Regions from separate parts of the Mus musculus genome. Here region 2 is linked to region 1. Evidence: chromatin loops called from intact Hi-C (ENCODE). Cell type or tissue: left cerebral cortex. All regions are shown on one strand. Each heading gives the region's core, and the rest is flanking DNA. Links, peaks and the distances in the headings are about the cores only.

Evidence for each region. A loop is a pair of places that touch in the nucleus more often than their neighbours do. Peaks named below come from ENCODE experiments on the same cell type or tissue, not always from the same donor. Only the 100,000 strongest peaks of a DNase experiment are listed, where the experiment ranks them.
Region 2: it touches region 1 in a loop (3-fold over the local background); 2 of 42 quality-filtered maps call a loop at or near these places.

The regions. Positions count from the first base shown.
Region 1 is chr8:16,899,846-16,908,188 of GRCm38, forward strand. The region is part of intron 3 of Csmd1 (CUB and Sushi multiple domains 1); the gene reads right to left. Among named protein-coding and RNA genes, the nearest start is that of Gm39136, 380 kb to the right of the region's middle. In left cerebral cortex, for the core only: no CTCF peak of the experiment used is centred there; DNase peaks (open chromatin) are centred at 3,988, 4,189, 4,673, 5,611 and 3 more places; H3K27ac peaks cover 3,746 bases.
Region 2 is chr8:17,049,049-17,057,391 of GRCm38, forward strand. All of the region lies in intron 2 of Csmd1 (CUB and Sushi multiple domains 1), which reads right to left. Among named protein-coding and RNA genes, the nearest start is that of Gm39136, 230 kb to the right of the region's middle. In left cerebral cortex, for the core only: no CTCF peak of the experiment used is centred there; DNase peaks (open chromatin) are centred at 4,853 and 6,815; H3K27ac peaks cover 6,003 bases.

The sequences.
Region 1 (8,343 bases), core at 44-8,043:
TTAATCACATGGAACCTGATAAGAGGTATCAATGGAAGGTCTTACCACAGGGAATGTCCAATAGTCCTACTATGTGTCAACTTTATGTACAAGAAGCTCTTTTGCCAGTGAGGAAACAATTCCCCTCTTTAATTTTGCTCCTTTACATGGATGACATCCTCCTGTGCCATAAAGACCTTACCATGCTACAAAAGGCATATCCTTTTCTACTTAAAACTTTAAGTCAGTGGGGTCTACAGATAGCCACAGAAAAGGTCCAAATTTCTGATACAGGACAATTCTTGGGCTCTGTGGTGTCCCCAGATAAGATTGTGCCCCAAAAGGTAGAGATAAGAAGAGATCACCTCCATACCTTAAATGATTTTCAAAAGCTGTTGGGAGATATTAATTGGCTCAGACCTTTTTTAAAGATTCCTTCCGCTGAGTTAAGGCCTTTGTTTAGTATTTTAGAAGGAGATCCTCATATCTCCTCCCCTAGGACTCTTACTCTAGCTGCTAACCAGGCCTTACAAAAGGTAGAAAAGGCCTTACAGAATGCACAATTACAACGTATTGAGGATTCGCAGCCTTTCAGTTTGTGTGTCTTTAAGACAGCACAATTGCCAACTGCAGTTTTGTGGCAGAATGGGCCATTGTTGTGGATCCATCCAAACGTATCCCCAGCTAAAATAATAGATTGGTATCCTGATGCAATTGCACAGCTTGCCCTTAAAGGCCTAAAAGCAGCAATCACCCACTTTGGGCAAAGTCCATATCTTTTAATTGTACCTTATACCGCTGCACAGGTTCAAACCTTGGCAGCCACATCTAATGATTGGGCAGTTTTAGTTACCTCCTTTTCAGGAAAAATAGATAACCATTATCCAAAACATCCAATCTTACAGTTTGCCCAAAATCAATCTGTTGTGTTTCCACAAATAACAGTAAGAAACCCACTTAAAAATGGGATTGTGGTATATACTGATGGATCAAAAACTGGCATAGGTGCCTATGTGGCTAATGGTAAAGTGGTATCCAAACAATATAATGAAAATTCACCTCAAGTGGTAGAATGTTTAGTGGTCTTAGAAGTTTTAAAAACCTTTTTAGAACCCCTTAATATTGTGTCAGATTCCTGTTATGTGGTAAATGCAGTAAATCTTTTAGAAGTGGCTGGAGTGATTAAGCCTTCCAGTAGAGTTGCCAATATTTTTCAGCAGATACAATTAGTTTTGTTATCTAGAAGATCTCCTGTTTATATTACTCATGTTAGAGCCCATTCAGGCCTACCTGGCCCCATGGCTCTGGGAAATGATTTGGCAGATAAGGCCACTAAAGTGGTGGCTGCTGCCCTATCATCCCCGGTAGAGGCTGCAAGAAATTTTCATAATAATTTTCATGTGACGGCTGAAACATTACGCAGTCGTTTCTCCTTGACAAGAAAAGAAGCCCGTGACATTGTTACTCAATGTCAAAGCTGCTGTGAGTTCTTGCCAGTTCCTCATGTGGGAATTAACCCACGCGGTATTCGACCTCTACAGGTCTGGCAAATGGATGTTACACATGTTTCTTCCTTTGGAAAACTTCAATATCTCCATGTGTCTATTGACACATGTTCTGGCATCATGTTTGCTTCTCCGTTAACCGGAGAAAAAGCCTCACATGTGATTCAACATTGTCTTGAGGCATGGAGTGCTTGGGGGAAACCCAGACTCCTTAAGACTGATAATGGACCAGCTTACACGTCTCAAAAATTTCAGCAGTTCTGCCGTCAGATGGACGTAACCCACCTGACTGGACTTCCGTACAACCCTCAAGGACAGGGTATTGTTGAGCGTGCGCATCGCACCCTCAAAGCCTATCTTATAAAACAGAAGAGGGGAACTTTTGAGGAGACTGTACCCCGAGCACCAAGAGTGTCGGTGTCTTTGGCACTCTTTACACTCAATTTTTTAAATATTGATGCTCATGGCCATACTGCGGCTGAACGTCATTGTTCAGAGCCAGATAGGCCCAATGAGATGGTTAAATGGAAAAATGTCCTTGATAATAAATGGTATGGCCCGGATCCTATCTTGATAAGATCCAGGGGAGCTATCTGTGTTTTCCCACAGAATGAAGACAACCCATTTTGGGTACCGGAAAGACTCACCCGAAAAATCCAGACTGACCAAGGGAATACTAATGTCCCTCGTCTTGGTGATGTCCAGGGCGTCAATAATAAAGAGAGAGCAGCGTTGGGGGATAATGTCGACATTTCCACTCCCAATGACGGTGATGTATAATGCTCAAGTATTCTCCTGCTTTTTTACCACTAACTGGGAACTGGGTTTGGCCTTAATTCAGACAGCCTTGGTTCTGTCTGGACAGGTCCAGATGACTGACACCATTAACACTTTGTCAGCCTCAGTGACTACAGTCATAGATGAACAGGCCTCAGCTAATGTCAAGATACAGAGAGGTCTCATGCTGGTTAATCAACTCATAGATCTTGTCCAGAAACAACTAGATGTATTATGACAAATAACTCAGCAGGGATGTGAACAAAAGTTTCCGGGATTGTGTGTTATTTCCATTCAGTATGTTAAATTTACTAGGACAGCTAATTTGTCAAAAAGTCTTTTTCAGTATATGTTACAGAATTGGATGGCTGAATTTGAACAGATCCTTCGAGAATTGAGACTTCAGGTCAACTCCACGCGCTTGGACCTGTCGCTGACCAAAGGATTACCCAATTGGATCTCCTCAGCATTTTCTTTCTTTAAAAAATTGGGTGGGATTAATATTATTTGGAGATACACTTTGCTGTGGATTAGTGTTGCTTCTTTGATTGGTCTGTAAGCTTAAGGCCCAAACTAAGAGAGACAAGGTGGTTATTGCCCAGGCGCTTGCAGGACTAGAACATGGAGCTTCCCCTGATATATCTATGCTTAGGCAATAGGTCGCTGGCCACTCAGCTCTTATATCTCACGAGGCTAGTCTCATTGCACGAGATAGAGTGAGTGTGCTTCAGCAGCCCGAGAGAGTTGCAAGGCTAAGCACTGCAATGGAAAGGCTCTGCGGCATATATGAGCCTATTCTAGGGAGACATGTCATCTTTCATGAAGGTTCAGTGTCCTAGTTCCCTTCCCCCAGGCAAAACGACACGGGAGCAGGTCAGGGTTGCTCTGGGTAAAAGCCTGTAAGCCTAAGAGCTAATCCTGTACATGGCTCCTTTACCTACACACTGGGGATTTGACCTCTATCTCCACTCTCATTAATATGGGTGGCCTATTTGCTCTTATTAAAAGAAAAAGGGGGAACTGTGGGAAGCCGCCCCCACATTCGCCGTCACAAGATGGCGCTGACATCCTGTGTTCTAAGTTGGTAAACAAATAATTTGCGCATGAGCCAAGGGTATTTACGACTACTTGTACTCTGTTTTTCCCGTGAACGTCAGCTCGGCCATGGGCTGCAGCCAATCAGGGAGTGATGCGTCCTAGGCAATTGTTGTTCTCTTTTAAATAGAAGGGGTTTCGTTTTTCTCTCTCTCTTGCTTCTTACACTCTGGCCCCAAAAAGATGTAAGCAATAAAGCTTTGCCGTAGAAGATTCTGGTTGTTGTGTTCTTCCTGGCCGGTCGTGAGAACGCGACGAATAACAGTTTAAGTATATTAAAATCCTGGGAAATAAACCAAAACATGACAGTACCTATTCACCAAGCAAAACTCAAGCCCTGCAGAAAATCTAATGGCCATTCTGCTCTGATCTTTTTTCTGTTAAAACAAATCTCTCTTCCAGGAAATCCTGGAATCTAGACACATCACTGCTCAGCATGACCAAGGTCTTTATGATAGCCAGGCAGTCAGAGGGGAACTTCTGTGTCACCACCTCTTAATGTGGGGTTTTTCTCATGTGCAGCTTTGGTCTAGTTTGCTGTCAAGGACATGTTAGGCTCTGGGTAAGAGCACTTCCTGTATGCAGAAGCCAAAAAGGACTAAGTGAGCTAAGCAAAGCACAAGTCAGTCTGCAGGCAGGAGAGGGCATTTGAATGTAGAACAAGTGGCCTGTAAGGGTGGGTGTGGATGGGCAGGGCTTTCAGAGACATGCAGGACAGGCACACAAGAAAACAGCCTGTCCAGGACAATGCTGAGCCCACCGTGTTTCACATACTGCAAGGCAGGAGGAAGACTAGAAAATAAAACTGGGGACAATATGCTTTTATGGCTCTGAGAACACAGAGACTGGCAGATGCCTAGGGTTCAGTAGTCAGCCAGTCTAGCATATGTGGCAAACCCCAGGGCAGAGAGAGACCCTGCCACATAAAGCAAGGCAGATGATTTCTGAGGAAGGAGACCTTATGTTAACCTCTACCTTCCACATAAATATGCACATGCATGCATTTGCACCCAGACACATCCACTCATACAATTCTGTACACACACACACACACACACACACACACACACACACACACACACCTCTACATTTTTATGTCTCCATGTCTCCAGAGCTCGACTTTAACTTCTTTAACTTAATTAATTATAAGACCCTGGGCAAAGGTTTTGCACCTCATTAGACCACAGTCTCTTATGCCTATAATTAGACCTGTTGCACTTGCAATGTAACCCTTACATAAGTACGTTGAGTGATGCTGGTATGAGGGATATATCTGGTGTTACTATTGCTGTTGTGTAGATACAGTCTTACAAATGACGGGTTCTGAGAACTTTCTTTTTATCCCCATAGATTGCATTTCATTTATATTTCCATGCCGACGAGAAATGGCTGTGTTAAAATTCAGCATGCTTGTATCCAATCTAGTTCCATTACACAGCTGACAAGCTGCACCATTAAATGGCAGTCCGTTCCTATTTAAATAATCACGTTACACTTTGAAGCCACGTGCTTCCTTTTCCTTTATATTCTGTGTGTGAAACCCATTTGAAATGAAACCTCAAACCAATGACGGGGGTAGATTTTTTTTTTTTTTTTTTTTTGCTGTAATTCTTGAGCCAACTTTATCAGTGGAATTATCCAGATGTAATTACTAATTCTGGATGACTGGGCGATGTAGGGGAAGTGAGTTCTGCACGAAGATGGAGATTGAGACAAATTCCTGGACAGGGATCTCTAGGACAGGGCTCTTCTCTTTAGTGGTGCTGATGAGGAGCTCAAGCCACTGGGAAATACCAGTTTATGAACCAATTCTGGCTGCTCTAATCTCAAGATAAGTGGTTCACACCCCTCCTAATGCCCTGACCATTTAATACAGATCCTCATGTTGTGGTAAACCCAAACCTAAGATTACTTAGTTGCTATTTCATAATTGTAATTTTGCTATTGTGATGAGTTGTAAGTATCTGTGTTTTCTAATGGTCTTAGGCAACACTGAGAAGGGGTGCCAATCTATCCCCAGGTTAGTAACCTATGATTGCAATGAACTTTCCTTACCCAGTACTACAGCCAGGCCTTAGCTACTGCTGGTCTCATTAAGGTTCTGGAGAGGGGTGTGTCAGTGCTGATCTGTGGAGCACAGCATCTTGCTGCTTCCCACTACACCCTGGTAATTTCAGATAGGAACATGCGTCCTGGGCTATTTTAACCAGGAACACCATCTATTTGTGGTTCCTTCCTGCCTGTAAGGTGATCCAACTGAGCTGATGGAAATAAGTTCTGTACAGTTCCTTAAGCAGGCCTGCTGCTGCACTATAATTACACGTGAGGGCTGAGTCACCTTTACCAGCTCCCATGGAAAGGAGGTCCTCTGGTCTAGCTCCAGTGAATTGAAGAGGTAAGTCCCCAAGCCCCAAAATCTATAGGCAAATGATATTCCTCATAAGGTTGCAAAGTACATTAAGTTCACATATGTGATTAGCTTTGCTTGGTTCTATAAATGAAATCAGCAGGCTGTTAAGGCTGCCCCCGAATTTATAGTCTAGTTCTCCTGCAAATCCCAGCTCGATTTTCCAGCCCTGTGTTTTACTTGTGTGTTATTCTTGTTTGGTGAGAGCTGTCTGTTCCTAGGGACAGTGGCTCTTGTGACTATGAGACAATTTGGTGTCCCACAAATAGCACTTCTTCTCTGCCTTAATTCAAAGCCACTGTGGTCCACAAATGGCTTCAGATGAGACATGAAGGAGGAAAATGAAGCTGGAATGTATTTGCTTGCAAGCATACTTACTGAATTCATATTTCTTTGAACAGGTAGATAAGATAGAAGACTGAAAGGCCCTTCTCAAAGGTTCTGTGTTGTTGTTGGGGGAGAGTATGAACCCCAGAACCAGTGTTTCTGGAAGCAGGTCCTGGGGCTGTCAGTGCTGGCTTCACGGCTGTGAGCCCCTTACTTGGTGATTCTACATCGAGCTCTGTTCTGTGAGATAGCATACAACTGCTTCCATCTCACAGGACTAGGGAAAGAATTAAAACCAAAGAACCCTGGAAGGCAATTTGCAAACCCCGCAAGTCACACAAAAGTCTTCTATCCCAGCACCTGTGTAGCATGAAATGTTTCTTAGCATCAGTCTTTGGCTTCTGGCACTGTTGCTTCCTGGCTAGGTATGGTCCATCAGTGACATAATGCCCACTTTATTTTATTCCAGGAGCTACTGGAGTTGGAGATATCAGTTACTGGATTCTTTTAAAGGCCAAGAATACAGATTCCCATAGAGGTAGTGCTGAGACATTGGAGTTGTCATTCACACTGGATGGCTAAATTTCACTTCAAAAGCAGGACCTTGATTAAGACAAAGATGATGCCTAAGGCTTACTAATGCGGGGAAGGAAGTTCCTTTCTTCTCCATAGGAATGAGGATTAGATGAATTCATAATGGAATCTATGGAGAGGGAATGTATATAATTCATGAACTTTAATTTCACTCACAAACTCATTAGAAGTCTTAATTGTACTTCCTACCTGGAAACTTCTAGAATCTCTCCTCATACTGGAATGGAGCTCATGTTTCTGTGTATATGCTTATTTCCAGAGAAATCAGTGACATCTCAAAGCTGACTTTACTTTTGCCTTTTCAAGAAAAACTACAAGATCACAGGGAGCAAAATGTGAAAAGCTGGGCATTCATGACTGTATTTTTTTATCCTCATGAAAATCTACAAGCAAAGGATATGGCTGTCGCTGGAACCTGAAATTCAGTCTGTGGGCCTTGCAAGCTGCAAGGTCCTGTTACTGTGGGATCTGTTAGGGAGTGGGAGTAAATACTCAGGCTCACTTTGCACTCCAGGTTGATGGCTGAGAATGTCATATGAATGCAGTTTAATGCAGCTTTCAATGGTTTTGCTCCTTCAAAGTACTGCCTGAAAGAAACCAAGGCAAAGAGCTGCCCAAGGTCATGGAGTCAGTCAACAGAGTGAGCTTGGTTTAGGGCATCTCTACTGACCTCATTTTATCCCTAGGAACGTATTTTGGGGCTATCTGCTCCTGGATGAAACGGGGCAGTGGTGGAACTTCTGAGCTACTCTCAAGCCACCAATTTCCTCATGGCATTCTGAGTGGTCCAGCCTCTATCTAGACATCAGATACGGAGACCATAGAAATAAAACACCTAGGCAAATTCAGAATTTCCCATTATAGTTTTTTCAGTGTCAAGGAGTTCAAATAAGACATACACGCCTACCTTTATTCTTATTAAATCTTAAATTTGCCCATTTTCCTGGCCTTACATTCTGTTTTATGTGGGTAGTGTTCAAATGGAGAGGTAAGTCTGTGAAGAGGACAAGCCATGGCTATTACAAAAGGCTCTCAGGTGCTAACAGATACCAGATACTATATCCTTAAAATTAAAGGACATATGTACAGCTGTCTGAACACAGTTGGATCACCTGGGGTTTAAGTCAAGGTGTTGGGGCACCGAATTGCCCATATATACTCTCTCCAGAACTTTGAAGCTATGTTACACTCTTGTAGTAGCTTACAAACTAAGTCTCCCATAGCATCATTGAGACGGGCATGTTACTACTTGCCTGATGGGTCTACATGTCTACTCATACTACTCAAGGCTAAGATCAATCATGTCACTAAGATAGGAAATGGGGATACTCTGAAACACATTAATGTTAAATATTCATTCCCTGAGATAGTTAATCTTTGTTGTCCCCTTGACTGATTTAGCATCACCCAGATGATTGGCTGTGAGGGTATTTCTAGAGGGGCTTAACTGAGAAAGGAAGACCCTCACTGAATATGGGTGGCACCATTCCATGTAACCTTAGGGTTATCATTGCTGTGATAAAACAACATGACTCTAAGCAACATGGGGAAGGAAAAAATATTTATTTTGATTATAGTTCCACAACACAGCCTATCACTCAGGGAAGTTAGGGTGGAAACTCAAGGCAGGTACCGAAGCAGAGATATTGAAGGGGTGTT
Region 2 (8,343 bases), core at 290-8,289, 150 kb after region 1:
AAGCTTAATATCCCCATTGCATCTCTGATACAAGTTGGATTTGAAGCACACAAAGTTCCAGGCAGCACGTGATAATTACAGGTATAGTGATATATGTAAAATGACATAAAAATTAAGAGGTAAGAAAAATTCTGGGGGGGAGGAAATGACTCAGTAGATAAAGAACCTGCTGTGTATGCAGGGAGACCTGAGTTCAGATTCCTAACACTCACACAAAGAGCTGTCCTTTTTTGGGTTTCTATTACTGGGATAAAAACATCCTGACCAACAGAAACTTGGGGAGGAAAAGGCTTATTTAATCTGATAGAGTCCATCACTAACTGAAGTCAGGGCAGGAACTCAAGAAGGAATTTGGAGGTAGTAATTGAAGCAGAAGCCATGGAGGAGAACTGTTTACTGGCTTTTTTTTTTTTTTCCTCAAGGCTTGCTCACTCTGGTTTCTTTCTTCTTTTCAGTTTGAATTTTTCTCCATTAATTTGTTTATCTGTTCATTTTACCACAGCCTCCCACGGTCCTCCCAGTACCTCCATCTCACACTGGTCCTCTCCTACCCCCCCTCTTTTTAACCTCTGAGAAGGAACCAGCCCATCTTGCCACCTCAAGTCACTGCAGGACTAAGCAATCCTGTTTTCTTATAGTACCCAGGACCCCCTTTCCAGGGTTGGCATTGTATACAGTTAGCTGTTATCTCTTCCATCAATCATCAATCAAGAAAATGCAACAGGGGCTTGCTCACACACAAGGCCAATTTGGTAGGGGCATTTTCTCAAATGAGGTTTCCTCTTCCTAAGGAGCTTGTGTCAAGTTGGCATGAATCTTACCAGCACAGTGGCTGTGTATTAACCTACATGAAGAAACTGTTACACTAGTGGGGGAAGACATAGGCAAATATCTGCAGTTCACTGACCAGGAAGTTGAGTTTTGTAAAAGACTCTGGCTCACATACAATGTGGATAGGGATGAAGGAATAAATAGAACGTCAACTTCATGTCCTGCCTGTGCAGACATGCATGAGTAAGTACACATATGCATATACACATATAACATAGGAATACACACATAGAGGAAAGAAAAGAACCTTGTGACCTCCTTGAATGACTTGAAAAAGGAATCCCACATTGACAGTGTTTGATCTGGACCTAGAGGGATGAATAGGAATACAGTACATAGAGACAGGAGGTGCAACCTGTAAATCTAAAATCCAAACTTGCCTTGGAGAGGTGCGGATCCAAATCCTTTGCTCTGAGACAAGTAAACAGGATAACAACTGAAAGTCAAGACTCTGCCAACAGAAAATCATCCATTCTCCCATGATGCCTCAGACTTGTCTAAGCTCACTTGAAGGAGGCAGGATTACTGTATCAGGACGTCTGGCTTTTACTATCTCCCGTGATCTCTTGTGTGAGAAAATGCTCTTATTGTAAAGGGCATCAAAACCGAGTCTTCCATTTTAAGATTCAGAAATCTGGTTTAGAGGTTATATGTGATTTCATGAGTCAAGAAATTAAAGGAAGTCATGTAAATCACAGGAAAAATAATCCTATGTTTCTAAGATTCCAATGTAAAGATAAAAAATATAAGCTAACAATAATCAGTTTATTCCTCAATTCCTCAGTCATGGACATGAAAACAATTCTCTGCTGATATTACAAAGAAAACTAGAACAGGAAAACAATATACTATGAAAAAGTCCCTGTAGGGGGAAGACTATAAAATTACAAACTAGACACATAGCTCTGTTCTGGGAGGATACCTAACACCCCACACTCCTTAGGTGAATCATGCTAGGGACTCTCACCCTCCCTATGCACTCTGTCTGCACCTGCCATTCTCTGCCATCCTGTCACCTCAACATGTGCCATGCTTGTATCTCAGTCACATAGTACCTGTAAAACAATTCAAAAGCAGAAAGACATAGCTTGACCTAGATTGTCAAGGGTTTCAAAATCATGATCCCTTGGCTCTGTCATTTCTGGGACCGAGGTAGAACATTGTATCATGGGAGGCAATTGTCATGGAGCAAGGTAGCTTGACATTATGGCAGGTAGGCAGCAGCAAGTGGACTAAGCAGGGGCCTGAGCCAGTGTCTGCCTTTCTAGAGTATAGTCCATTAATCTCCATCCAGATGGTTCACATTTTCTAAAGCCCTCAACACCTACCAAATACTATTGTCTCTGGCAAGAAGACACTTCACAGTCAGCCGTGACATTGAGGATGTGACTCCTTGTCAATTTTTAGTCACATATTCCTTTTTATTTTTATTAAAGTGCCCAGAGGAAAGGCTTGGCACTGGATGGTAGATATAGCTTTTCAGGCATAGTTATATATAATATTAACCATCAAATCAACAGACACAAGGATTGTTCTCTTTCAAGGGCCAAACAAGAATGCATCAAAGATACCCTATCAGGGTTCTCTTCTGCTTTCAGTCACTCTGCATCCCCTTATCTAGGTGAGAAAAGCCACTTTAGAAATATTTCCCATTAACTAATTATCAGAAGAATAAGTACTTCTTAGGAATATCAGCCATTTTTAAGGCACTCAGACTTCTAAGAAGATATCTCCAAAGGAAGGACTAGTTTTCAAAGAGAACTGATTGGGAAGTGGCGGATTACTAACCATCAAGGACGTGTCAGTTGACACAAAACACATTGGTGCTCACACTATCATAGTAAGAATGGATATGAGCAGTGACTAGATTCAGCAAACACCAAGAGTGAAAGGGGACCCGTGCTATACTCTGCTTGGAATACAAATCACTGTGCCATGAGAGAAAGCTATGTGAATGTCACCCCTAAAATTAGAGGCAGAACTACCATGGAATGCTATAACAGCACTATGATGAAATGCTATAAGATCACTGCTGGGAAGGTATGCAAAACAAAGAATGTCAATACGTTGGAGGACGTGCATATACCCACATTTACAGAAGCACTATTATCAGCTGCCACAGTTTCTGTCCTTGAAAGAATGCATATAGAAAATGTGATATATCTATATAATGAGATATTATTCAGCTCTGAGAAAGGGTCCTATTGTCTGCAGTAAAATGGATAAAACTGGCCTTATGTCATGTTTGGTTAAATACACCAGATGCAAAAATACAAACGAACCATGCTCTAATGCATCTGTAACATAGAAGTGTTGATTTCATAAAAGGTGAGAGAATGGTCAGATCTGGAAGCCAGGAGGCCATAGGAGAGGAGGATAGTTAACTGCTAATGTGTACACCGGGCCAAAAAGAAAACCAGCTGAGATGTAATAGGAAAGTGGTGTAAATAAGTCTGATTATAATTCCTTGTGTATTTCAAAATAGCTAATAAGCCCCATTTTGTATCCTATCATCCAAAGAATGATAAGAGAACGTTTGATGATTGACATGTTAATTACCTTATTCTGATCACTGCCCTTACATTGTATTTACGTACTGTATTATCACACTGCGTGCAATATGCATATGCAATTATGCCCACTAAATCACACACATAACATGTTCAGGCCTGCAGATAGTTCTATTCATAGCATTGTAATCACGTAAGTGCTGACCATTTATGATATCTGACATTCCAGCTTCTTCTAGGCTGGGTTCTTCTACCCACACGCACTGTTGCCGTTCTAAACATAACAGGTCACATTTGTTCCTTGACTTTGAAGAAGCTCATTCTTTATCAGTCTCACTTCAGAAGTACGTTATGAATGGCATTCTGATGAACTCATTGAAGGGTCTCTGATGTTCTCATTGACAGAGAAAGGTGGAACGTGGAAGCCGATCCCTGGACAGTGTTGGTTGGGAGTTCCTTCCACTTTACCCCTTTCGTTTTCTAATTTAGCTAGTAAGCTTGCACCTGTGCACATACTCCAAATCCCTCCTGACCCTGAGCTGAGCAAGGCTGCTAGTCAGTGGATTGTGTTCATGGAGTAGCTTATATTGTTTACTGAAATAAGAATCCTAGAAGCCTAGTCTGAAGCACATTGAATTTTCCAGGTTTTTCTCTTTTATTTTCATTCCTGTACTTGAGACAATGCCTCATGTAGCCAAGGCTAGCCTTCAACAAAAACTATGTAGCTGAAGATGACCTTAAATTAAGCACATGGTCATTTCTGTGTCCTCGGGGTGACAAATTTGTGCCACTATTCCTGGCTACAGGAGTCTTTCAAAGAAGAAAATAAAGCAATGCTGCAAGCTGAGGAAAATCATTTGTAAGTTTGCAAAGATTTGAAATGTAGACCAGGCACATATAAGCATGTGATTCCCTCATTATCTAAAGTCAATTAAGAAAGCATGTTTTGTTGTCGGAGGATTATAATTATTAAAAGGACATTCGTTCAGGAATGTGTTGTCAGGGAGAGGAAATGCCTCTACTAAGCAAGCATCTGACTGACTTTAAATCTCTCCCACCTTTCGTTCCGCTTAAACAATTCTGTCTCTTCATAAGACTTTGTACATCTTTAAAAGACTCATGCACACATTCGGAGTGCTTCTCAGTTTGCACTGATCACGTTTTTCATAAGAGCCACCATTGTGAACACAACGCAAGCTGTTCCTGAAGTCTTCTGTCAGGGTTGAGTCTCGCAGTGTCTGGAAGATGGACACAGCTAATTACCCAGCCTTCCCATAATACAGCTAATCCATATGCATTGCTGGCAATAGACTCCATCACAGAACAGTCTATATGAACCATGCAGAGACTCAACATGAGGGAGGTATAGGCAAAGGAAGACAGAGGCGTAGGGAGAGAGAAGTAGAGAGAACAGGATGACAGAGATCTCCTCACCAGGGTGGGGCAGAAAAAGCAATGGCAACAGAAGTTTCTCTGCAGCTATGTTCGGGCTGTTTTACATAATTGTGCCTTGTACGATTTTCCCTCCCACATCCCTATCTTAGTAAATGATTTCATCAACACCCATTTCTTTACTTAGCATCTCAACCTCCAAAGCATATGTAAAGCACCTGGGAACTGTGCCCATCAGGGAGACGTGCAGTACAGTCATTCCTCTTTTCATTGTTGTCCAAAATGTCCCCTTTCCTGACCCCCTACATGTCATCCTCCCTGCCATAGCCCATGTGGTTTTTCTGTTGGTGACACTACCCTAACATGGTTGGAGGACCTCTGCCTCTCCTTCCCTCCTTTCCTGTGTCTGCTTCCCACTGTGGCTGCATCTGTACCTGTTTTCTAAATCCTGACTCCCACCTTGTAAGTGATAGAGAGCTGGGCAGCCAGGTGAGCATTCAGCGGGAAACTTTGTGAACGAGAGGGAAGAGACAGAAATAGAAACAATATGGACTCCACTGTCAGGAGCAAGCACTGTCCTGTAATGACAGACCTAGTTCACAAAATTAAAGTAGGTATGAGAGCAGTGGTTTGTCTATGTTTGTGAGAGGCTATACAGAGTTCCTGTGAGGACTGCTAGCTCTGTGGGAGAAATGTCTGCTGTGTGGGAAGGTCAGGAAAGAATTCAATAGGTAGTGCTAACTAAATTTTTTAGTTAGCTAAACTTAATTTTTCCTTAAGGATATCATTAGTAGAGGCAGAAACAGAATAGGGACTTTGAACCACCTTACTGTATAAAGCTGGTAGATAAGTGCAAAGCTGTGTACATTAGAGGAGAAAAACAGACTAAATATGTATTCAAGAAATCTGGAGCATGACACTAGTGATCTCAAAACCAGATTTCCTGATCACGAACCAAACAGAAGTAAGCAGAATGCTAATCCCTCCTTCATTCAGAATTATGATTAAATATGTTTATTGAACATGTGATATAACCTAGAAACCAGTGCTGGCTCTGCTATGAACAAGGTTCAGAGACACAGTTGTAAGCTCTATGCTCTTAGAGCTGTTACATAGTGACAGAAACCACAGGCATGGCTGGAGAACATTCTAGATAATGAGAGACTAGAAATCAGGAGAGTGAGCAGTAGACTATGGACATAGCATGCATAAAAAGAACCAGGCCCCGAGGCTGTGGTTAGAGCTTCATGGTGACTGTTGGTGAATATCTCAATGACTTGGGTTCCTTGTCAAATACATGCTACATGTCAAGCAGTCGGGTTTGGAGGAGGGGCTTCTAATGGCACAGATCAAAGCCTCTACTGAACCTCAGCAGGACTCACAGGGACTGCAAGTGTAGAAATTCAGGATATCATAGTTACTGGTTGTATAGTTCATTTGTTCATTGTTTCTTGGTTTGTTTTGTGTGTGTGGGGGGGGTTGTTTTGTTTTTTCATTCTGCAGTCCATTCTTGCGCGTACCCGACTGGCCAGCAAGAATGACGCTGCAACAGGATCCTTCTGCACATGTTTATTGGGAGAGCTTGATTGCAGAGGCGAAGTGACCCCAAACCCAGAACTGGTGCTGCTTATATAGGCCTAGGAGAGGCGTGTCTCACACCCGGATTGGTTGTGCTTGGGTTATGCTTACCACCTCATTTGCATGCCTACATCTGATTGGTTAACTTCTCTCTCATCTGATTGGTTAATTTTGGTTAGTTCTCAAAACCTCATCTTGGCAAAAAAAATCTTTACTGCCTATGTATGTGTGGTGGCCAGTGGAAGCCAGTGCCACCCTGCAATGGCACATGTGGCTTCCCACAGTCCATGAGATCCTTTATTTGTTACTAAGATGAACTAAGAGACACTTCTAAATAGTCTCACAGAAGCCAGGGGAGGGCCTTGAATATCATTTCTTACAGCTTCTCATCTGTTTCCACGCTCTATCGACAGGAGTTTTCCTTGCACTGTGGCTCCCCAGGCCTCACTCTTTCCCGACATACTTCACAATTCCACCTCATCTCTGCTCCTGGCTGGTGGCTGACACTCAAGACAAGCATGCATGTTCAAGCTGCTCCTTAGATGCAGCTCATGCCCCTCCCTTCTCTTGCAGGCAATCTTTCATTTCAGGCTCTCACGCCTCAGACACCATCCACCATCTCAAGTATCTCATTTGCAATTTGGAACAAATTACTTCTTATGGGTGACTTGTCTTAACAACTATATTCAGGTGACTTATTTTGGCAGTTTTTGACAGCAATGACTGTAAACAAATCCTACCAGGGGGTGAAAGTATAATTCATAGGTGTAGCTTACAGGGTTTTTGGTGATTGCTGGGTATGTTATGCTCTAATGGGGTAACTGCTGGCAAATCATTCATGGATCTAGAAGGTATTGTCCATCCTTACTAAGCAGGACACTTGGCTCGAAATACAGCTTTATATCCCAGGTCATCATCCCAACAGTGGTGAAGTCTAATTTGTTTTGATGTCCCACACTCAGGAGGCTGAGGAATGAAGATTATGAGTGCAAACCTAGCCTGAGATACAAATGGGGCCCTCTCTAAACAAGTATGTGACACACACAAAGGAACCTGGCTCACCAGGTTCTACCTAGCCATTCCCATCCATCAGAGAATAAACACCAAGCAATAAGACAGCTTGGTATATTTAGCATAAACCTCAGGGAACTGGTCATATGACCTAATGTGAAAGCTATTTAAGGGATCTATGAAGAGAAAAAAAATTGATACTCAAGTTACCCATGATTTCAACAATGTACCTCATGAGAAATACAAACTAAATATTAGTAAGAACACGAGGGGTAGGGAAACTGTAAGAGCTGAAGGTTGGGAGGGCTTGAATGTCTCTGGATGTGACAGGATAGGACTTAGCATCTATGGCTGCCTACACACAATCAAGTCAGGCCACATCCCAGTATTGCAGAGGTTCCCCACCATTTGTTCATAGCCCAGGAGCTATTGGTAGTTGGTAGTTTCCAATGGAGGGAAATTCAGGCAGTTTTATTTACCTGTGCAGCTGCTGGGTGGTTGACACTCCAATGGATGCCATACAAACGTGAGTACATGGATAGAAGAAATTGGACTCAGTTGGTTACATTTATAAAATGGATGCAAAATTGGAAGGTGGTGAGGGATTAGGATGCCTGGAAAGAGTCAGGGGGAAGGGTGTGTGTGAATATAAGCAAAGTGCCTTTCACCCATGTATGAAGAATTCAAAGAATGAATGAAATTATTACATTAAACAAGGAAGTGACTAGCAACTATACAACCACACACAGAAACATATGCATTCATATAAAAGGTCACTTATCTGCCAATATGTCACCCAATGAATGCCCAATAAAATTTAAAGAATAACAGAAGAATAAACAATAACACATGTACATATGCATGTGCACATATGTGCATATGACTGCAGGAGCCTCTGAAAGCCAGAAAAAGACATTAGATCCCCTAGAGAGGGAGTTACAGCTGAAGCTGTCCATTCTGGGACTAGGAACTGACCTCTGGTCCTCTGCAAGCATATTGAATGCCTTTAATTTCATAGCCA